3 separate regions of the Mus musculus genome follow, and all the other regions are linked to region 1. The links are chromatin loops, found by intact Hi-C in ENCODE. Cell type or tissue: heart. All regions are shown on one strand.

Evidence for each region. Peaks named below come from ENCODE experiments on the same cell type or tissue, not always from the same donor. Only the 100,000 strongest peaks of a DNase experiment are listed, where the experiment ranks them.
Region 2: a loop joins it to region 1, with 5 times the contacts of the local background. A loop is called at or near these places in 7 of 42 quality-filtered maps.
Region 3: it touches region 1 in a loop (2.2-fold over the local background); 2 of 42 quality-filtered maps call a loop at or near these places.

What each region holds. Positions count from the first base shown.
Region 1 is chrX:99,656,701-99,659,200 of GRCm38, forward strand. No RefSeq gene overlaps it. Among named protein-coding and RNA genes, the nearest start is that of Gm41898, 53 kb to the right of the region's middle. In heart, a CTCF peak has its summit at 1,560 (motif pointing left); a DNase peak (open chromatin) is centred at 1,551; H3K27me3 peaks cover 2,113 bases.
Region 2 is chrX:99,573,762-99,576,261 of GRCm38, forward strand. No RefSeq gene overlaps it. Among named protein-coding and RNA genes, the nearest start is that of Gm31155, 18 kb to the left of the region's middle. In heart, a CTCF peak has its summit at 1,201 (motif pointing left); no DNase peak of the experiment used is centred here; H3K4me3 peaks cover 494 bases; H3K27ac peaks cover 288 bases; H3K27me3 peaks cover 1,881 bases.
Region 3 is chrX:99,420,706-99,423,205 of GRCm38, forward strand. The region is part of intron 6 of Gm14812 (predicted gene 14812); the gene reads right to left. Among named protein-coding and RNA genes, the nearest start is that of Gm14812, 22 kb to the right of the region's middle. In heart, no CTCF peak of the experiment used is centred here; a DNase peak (open chromatin) is centred at 1,556.

The sequences.
Region 1 (2,500 bases):
CCTGTCTCCCAAGTCTTTCTGAATTTGAAAGCTGAAGTCATAGTTCCTGGGGGGACATGGGCTGCAAGCCCATCCCAATCACCTCATGCCCTGTGACCTTGCAACAGTGTGCCCTCAGTGTATGGGGCCCCTAGGCTGGACACACCTTCCGGAGGCCAAGGCATTTGGCCTCTACTCCTTACTTTACATATGCTTTAGGTATAGCATTTCTGCCTGTTAGTTTTGTCACTGCTCAGAGGGTCAGTTTACTGCACTGGGGGTCACAGAGTCCACTCTAACCCGGCCGCCTTGGTCACCGTGGGACCTTGGTTAACAGTCCAGCTGTCTGGGCCTGTTTCCTCATCTGTGCAATGGAGATTATAAGGGTGCCTGTTGCAAATGGTTGTCATGGCAAGTGAGATAATAGCTGGAAAATGCCTGACACATGGCACGAGCTCAGTACGTATTAGCTCTCTTTCACCTCCCTCATTCTCAGCCGCAGGGCCTGCCTAACAGCTGGGGGCATCTCCAGGCCTGTGTGTGAGGGAGCGCCAATGGGTGGGGTAGCAGGACAGTAAGCATATGGCCTAGATTTCCAGGGATGAGCCTAATTTTAAATATTCCATTCTGTGGTCATATCATGCATTAGACAATTTGGCCTGATTCTGAGTTTGAAAAAATAGGATCACATGGGCGGATGATGACATAGCACCAATGCTGCTCTCACGTAGCCCAGCGGGCCTGGGTTGGCAGAGCTCGGGTCCTGTCAGCACATAATGTGTGCACCTGTGTGGTGAAATTAGGCCAGGCTCGTACAGAGACCAGGCACCAGAGGTTAGAAAGAAAGAAAGAAAGAAAAGAAAGGAAGGAAGGAAGGAAGGAAGGAAGGAAGGAAGAAAGAAAGAAAGAAAGAAAGAAAGAAAGAAAGAAAGAAAGAAAGAAAGAAAGAAAGAAGGAAGAAAGATGTTTTAAACTCTGTGGCAAATGGGTGGGTTTCCCTGTACTTACCAAGTATACTGGCCTGGCCAGGGGCTGCTGTTTCATCTGGAATTGGGGGAGAATCCAGGCTGAGGCCAGTCTGTGTTTGATGACAGGTTGGCTGTGTGATCTCCAGCCTCACCTATGAGTCTGTGCACCCTGCTGTGAGGTGGGAATTTGGCTTGGGAGTCTTCTAAAGGTGTTTAGACTGGAAGTTCCCTGATCCCACTAGGGTGTAGTTGGTCCCATAGAGATGTTGCCAGCTTTGGCTTTCTTGGAACCTTCAGCCCACTGCTCCATCTCTGCTCAGCTCCGTTCCTTTCTCTGTCCCTCTTTCTGCAGTTCCCTCTCCCTCTTAGGCTCTAACTGGTCCACTTCTTCCCCTCAGATCTTCTACCCTCCCCGCCTTTCACAGTTGCTGGGGGACAGTTTTCTTCAGTAAACACCCCTTTACCCCACCACTGGAGGCCTCTTCTGCCGCACGCAGTGGCTCCGCCTGCACTCAGGGCACCAAGGTAGCCAATTTGGGGCTTGAAGAATGGGAGCTGGGCAAACAGAATAAAGATCCACTCTGCCTCCCATGGTCCTCTGCTGCCACCTTTCGGCAGTCCTGGGTGACACCATTCTGGGGGTTGCCTGGGCCCACAGGGGCCACGAATACTGCTCTAGCCAACAGGAATCCATTACTTTCAGTGTCCTGCCAGGCCTGATTTAAAGCTCATCCTGTAATCCGTCTTGCACCCCCCTCTGGGCCTGTCTCCTGTTTCCTTGCCTGTGAAATGGATGGAACTTGTCTTTGGCTCTGGTAGAGGTCCTTGAGGAGTAGGGGCTTGAGGGACACATGGCTTTGCATCCCATCCTGCCCCTACCACTTGCCTGGTGGGCGAACCGGTATGAATGCTTCCTCCTCCTTGGGGCCTTTAGACTTGAAATGGATGGTATGGGGAGACATAGATGAGAGAAAAGGGCCAAGACAGATTGCTACGCATCAGACAAACGGAATGTGGAAAAGGGCATATCATCTGTATCCACAGGCCTTGGCCACACTTCCATCTCTCCAGCCACACTTCCCCATTCATTTGCCCATTCACTCACTCAGTCATTCTTTCCATACAGAGTACAGACTCATTCATGGGGAAACAACATTCACTCTGCTCTGCCACTGGCTCTCTGAGGAGACTAGTCGGAATCTCCCTCAACCCCCCCCCCCCCACCTCCCGGCCTCTTACCCTTCCTCAGTGACACAAAAGGGTTAGAGCAGCCAGAGAGTTGGAATCCATTTCAAAAGGTGACTTTTCCAGCTGTAGGTATTCTTAAGACATTCTGGAAAACCAGGAATTCCACATCCCCACCCAGAGACCAAGCACACCACCCACCCGCCGACCTGCACACCCCAGAATGCCCCTGCCTCCATCCACTAGACCTCTGGGGATATAGCCTTTGCAGAGTTGCCTTTCCTCCTGTCAGCACTTTTCTAGGGCCAAACACTGGTCACAAGGCAAGCACAAAGAGCTACCCCCTGCGGTGGTATGAAGATTCAAAG
Region 2 (2,500 bases), 83 kb before region 1:
ACTTCCTTCTGCCCAAACTTGTGCACTGATACTGTGCAATGATAGACCATGGATCCCTGGACTTGGTAAACAACTATCCCAGAAGACTGTCAGCACACTGAGAGTGTGACCCTAATCCAATCCTGATCTGTTTCTCTTGCAGCAGAGACACAGCAGGGCCTCAATGTCAACAGTACATAGTCTTTGAAAGTGGTGCGGTGTGGGTGGTGGGTGGTTGGGGGCTGTGAGAGCAAAGGGCAAAGCTGAGCAGGGCACTATTTAGATCTCCAGAGACTGACTGATAGGGAGGGGGCGGATTAAGGGATGGGAGAGACCTCAGAGTTCTATCTACTATATAAAGGCTAACTAGACCCCTGGGAGATGATACAGGAAAAATCACAACACGAGGGCCAGGCTGTAGAATAGGCCCCACCCAGGCTTTGGGTTCAAATCTTCCAGTCTCAGGAGAAGCTGTGTCTGCTATGAGAACTGAAGAGTTTCTGATCTAGCCTGATCCACACCCAAATTCCAGCAGCTAGATGCTGCCAGCCTGACTCCCACTGTCTACCTACACAAGCCTGGGGGCTGTAGCACCCTAGACTCGAAGCCAGGAGCGACTTGCAGCCTCCAGGAAGGCTGGACAGGAGCCAGAACCTTCCACGTTGGCTTCTGACTCTTGCAGTTCCAGACCTTCAGAAGAGCAAGGGTAGAAGGAGCAGGAGAGGAAAGGTGGAGAAGAGCGAGCTGGAGAGGATGCAAGGAAGAGGGAAGCACGGGGAACGAAAGCTCGAAGTCCTTAAGGGGGAAATAAAAAGAAGGAGAGAACAGTCCACTGAGCACGGACTTGGGCGAAGACACAGGCAGAGCAGAGAATGGAGGGTGGGGGGTAATACAGAGACACCCCTAAAAGGGACAAGCTGTGGAACAGAGCAGGAAAGAGGGGTCGCCAGAGGGGCAGAGAAAGGACCCCAGCCCAGGGGTCCCCCTCCCTACATTTCTGTGAGCTCCCCAGAGGCGGTGGGGGCAAACTGAAAATGAAACACCTCGTCCCCGGGCCCAGGGATGTGACCCTCAGAGTAAGAGGATTAGGGAGGCTTCCAAGAGGAAATGGGGAGGGTGCCAGGAATGGGGGAGCCGAACATAAACTCCCGCTGCCCCCCCCCCCCAAGCCAGGAGAAAGCTTGCGGACCATCGCACTTGAGCCATGGAGTACCAGTGCCCCCTTGTGGCACAGGGCCGACTGGAAAACTGCTGGTGCGTGGGGGCTGGGGTGGCAGGGGTGGCAGGGGTGGTATGGGTGGTTTGCGTCCCACACAGGACTTTGGACTCCTGGAGTCTGCCGGTGTGAGAGAACATCTGAGATGGACTAGTGACTGTCCAGGACCTCCAAAGCCTGAAAAACATCAATGAAGACTGAACTGTGAGCCTGAGGTTCTCTGTCCCTCCCTCCCTTTCTCTGGAGCACACCAGGCAATCTGCAGGCCACAGGGCAGGCAAAGGCCTGCGCTCCCCTCCACTGTGCCTGCTCCAATGTTAGGTGTACAGCTCCGCTTTTAGTATCCCGGTCTCCCAGTCTCGCAGTCTTGTATCTGGGCCTCTAGGTGCCTCCCACTCAACTCCCAAGAGCTGCTTCCCTTGGTAGCATATGCATGAGTGCTTGCTGGTGCAGGGGTGGGGTGTGCATGTGAGTGTGCTTTGTGCACAGTGGCCTGTCCCAGCGCAGAGTGGAACTGGGAATGTCTTTTGCCTGGGAGAGTCAGGAGCCTTAGGTTTCAATTAGTCTTCATCATTGACTTGCTGTGCAATTTTGAGCATATTCTTACCCATTCTGTAAGTCTACCCCTCCCCATCTAAAGCCGGAAGGGCTGGTTTTAATGGTTTTACCATACCCAAAGACAGAGCTTGATTAAGAAAGGAGTCCCTACGCTCTTCACTGTGATTCCGAGAGGTGATTTGCACAAACCTGAGGACATCCCACCTAACCATGAGCTGGAACCTCCTCCAGTGTGCCCTCATCAGTGTCCCTACTCCACATTTGCCCAGTGAGGCATGTGTGTATGTGGGGTGGGGTGGGGTGGTCTGTACTCAGGCCTGCTCACAACCTGGGATGCCTTCTGTCCAGGAAGGGCTCACTGATGAGAGGGGGTAGTTCTGAGTCTCTCTTGCTCAACTCAGAGTGCAGCACCCGGTCTATTGGGTCTATTGGTGAGCTCCAGTCTGGGAGAGGAGAAATCTGAGCCTGCTGGCGGCTTCCCCAGGAGGGAGTGGAGTGTAGAGGTGAAGAGCAGCAGGAGGATGCACCTGGCTCAGCAGGAGAGAGCCCTGGGAGGGAGCAGGGCAGGGCACCCTAGTCCGAGGATAACCAGGGAGTAGGAGGAGTTGAGGAGCTCTGGTTTCCAAGGAAGTTTGATGCTTGAGCCTGTGGTCCAGGTTTCTGTATCTGCAAAATAAAGGTAAGAGCGCTCCAACGGCAAAGCAATCGGGAACAATAGATGAATTCACAGAGATCAGCAGCTAAGAC
Region 3 (2,500 bases), 240 kb before region 1:
AAAACTCAGTGTACACATATGTGTACATAAAATGGAAAGAAAAAAGTGTCTCGAAATCAAGAGTGTTGGCACACACATGCCAGGAGGGAACTGAGGTAGAGGATAGAAGTAAAAACCAGCTTGGGTTACATAGCAAGACCCTGACTGAAAAGGAAGCTTCATCAAACTGCTTATCATTACTGCGAGAGGTCAGACAGTAATGAAATCAAGAGACAGGCCAGGTATGGTTGCTCATACCCATAATCATATGACTCCAGGCAAAGGCAAGAAGATTGATGTAAATTCGTGGACAGCTTGAGCTTCAGAGAGAGGAGAGACTGTATCAAAGAAAATATACAGATAGGGAGAGCCACTGTCAGGTTGCTAGAGCATCACATGATTCCAAGAAAGGCCAGAGGAGAAGCTGGCTGGTAGCTCAGGGATGGGAAAGAAAGCATGGTCCAAAGCTTCCCCCAAGACCTTTGTCCCTGATAGAGCTGTCTCTAAGGAAAGAGGGTACCAAGGTGCAAAAAGAGGCTAGTAAGTCAGGACCTGGGTGATGCTGGAGTCAATGTCGGTTTCAGAAAGGCACATACTAGCAGTTGGGAGGCTGAGGCAGGAAGATAGAGAGTTAGAGGCCAGCCTAGGTTACAGAGTGAGTTCTATATAGGAAAAACCTTGACTTAAAATAAAATGTGAGGGCTGACAAGATGGCTTGTAGATTTATTTATTTTATGTATAGGAGTGCACTGTAGCTGACTTCAGACACACCAGAAGAGGGCATCGGATCCTATTACAGATGGTTGCTGAGAAGTGAACTCAGGACCACTGGAAGAGCAGTCAATGCTATTAACCACTGAGCCATCTCTCCAGCCCCAAGTAATGGATTCTTGTTTGGGCCAGCTTGGCCCCATTTACATTTGTAACTACACTGACATTTTATTGTGTGGCTATGTCTGGAGTTTAGCACAGCTTGTGACAAGGACTATCACTGTGTTCTTGTGAGCTGGCATTGCTTAGATGTGGTGAGTTGCTGAAGAGCTCAAAGTAAAGAGACTTGACTGATGTCAACCAAGACAGAGTTGGTTGGAAGCTTCCAGAGAGCCCCAGGCCTCTGTACCATCCTACACAGAAGGTTGCTGGTGATGTGGAAGAGGCCACAGAAAGTCTGATCACCACTAAATCTCCAGAGACTCCATGCTCTGGACACAAAGGACAGCTAATAGGTTGAAATAAAAAATTAGGGGGGAGGGATCTCCATAGACTGGAACCAGGGAGCCCAAATCAGCCAGCCAGATCAAACTGAGTAGGAGCATATGTTAAACCTTGCTTGAAGATTCAAAACCCAGCTTCCCAAATACAGGCTGCAGGAGTATAACATTATAAGACTATGTGTCAAAAAAGACCAAGGGCTTTCTGTTGACCACAGACTTCTCAGAAGCCAGCAGTGTGACGTGGTAGCTAAGCAAACTAATGAAATCCTGAGCTGTCTGCATAAAAATCCTGTCCCCAGATGCGAGGAGGTAATAGCTTACTGTACCCCACCCGTCCAGAACATCGGCCCACATTTGCCAAGGCACATTGATGAACAGCCAAGGAGAAGTCCCCTGGGTTAAGGAAGTACTGTTTGTGAGAAATAGGAGGACAAATAAGGGACACTTTTCTCTTCCAAAAAGACTCATGAGCCTTGGCCCAAAGGAGCAACACTTAACACTCTGTAGCTGCACAAGCAGACTGAGTGCTCCTCCTGTGCCAGGTATGGAAGGAAGGGGCGTTACCCATGCAGCTCCCTCCCCCCAAAAGCCCGGAGGGAAGGGGGGCCACTCTCATTTGACTAAAAAGGTACCTTGCCTGTGATCACACACCTAAGAAGTGGCAGAATCCATCCAGAGCACAGCTTTGCTTGATGCCAAAACCTCTACTTGTGTCCTAATAGCTGAAGGCGAGCACAGGGTGTGGGGAACAAGGGTGGTTTGTATGGTCTGAGAAGGCATATCAGGAATCTGTGGGTGGGGACCACTAGCAAGTATGGTTTCAGCTCCACACATATGTGCTGTTGCGGTGTGTGTGTGTGTATTTCACTTTAACATTTTATTAGCGAATTCGTTTCATGACACCCCACCCCTATCCACACTTGACCCATACTTCATTTGAGTACCAAATCGTGGCCAATGATATTTCATCTTCTGCCCACTTTTGAAACAGGAATCTTCTCAGTAAGGTCGGGGATTTAACAGTCAGCCCTGGCCTGAGCTCTCACTGGCATCCAGCAGACACAGGAAGGGAGCTCTTTGTACCCGAGGGCTCGAAGCATCCCCGAGGCCCCTTTCCATTCATAGAAACAGTGAATGGCCATGCCTTAGTGCATAACTGAATCGATGGGGTGCAGGCCAAGGAGCAGAAGCCAGAGCTGCTATCTGGGAAGAGAAGAGTACTAAAATGTGCCTTCAGGTTGCAATACTTTCTGGGGGGGGGGGTGAGGCAGGGCAAGCTGGAGCCCATATGCTCCTCAGACCAAAAC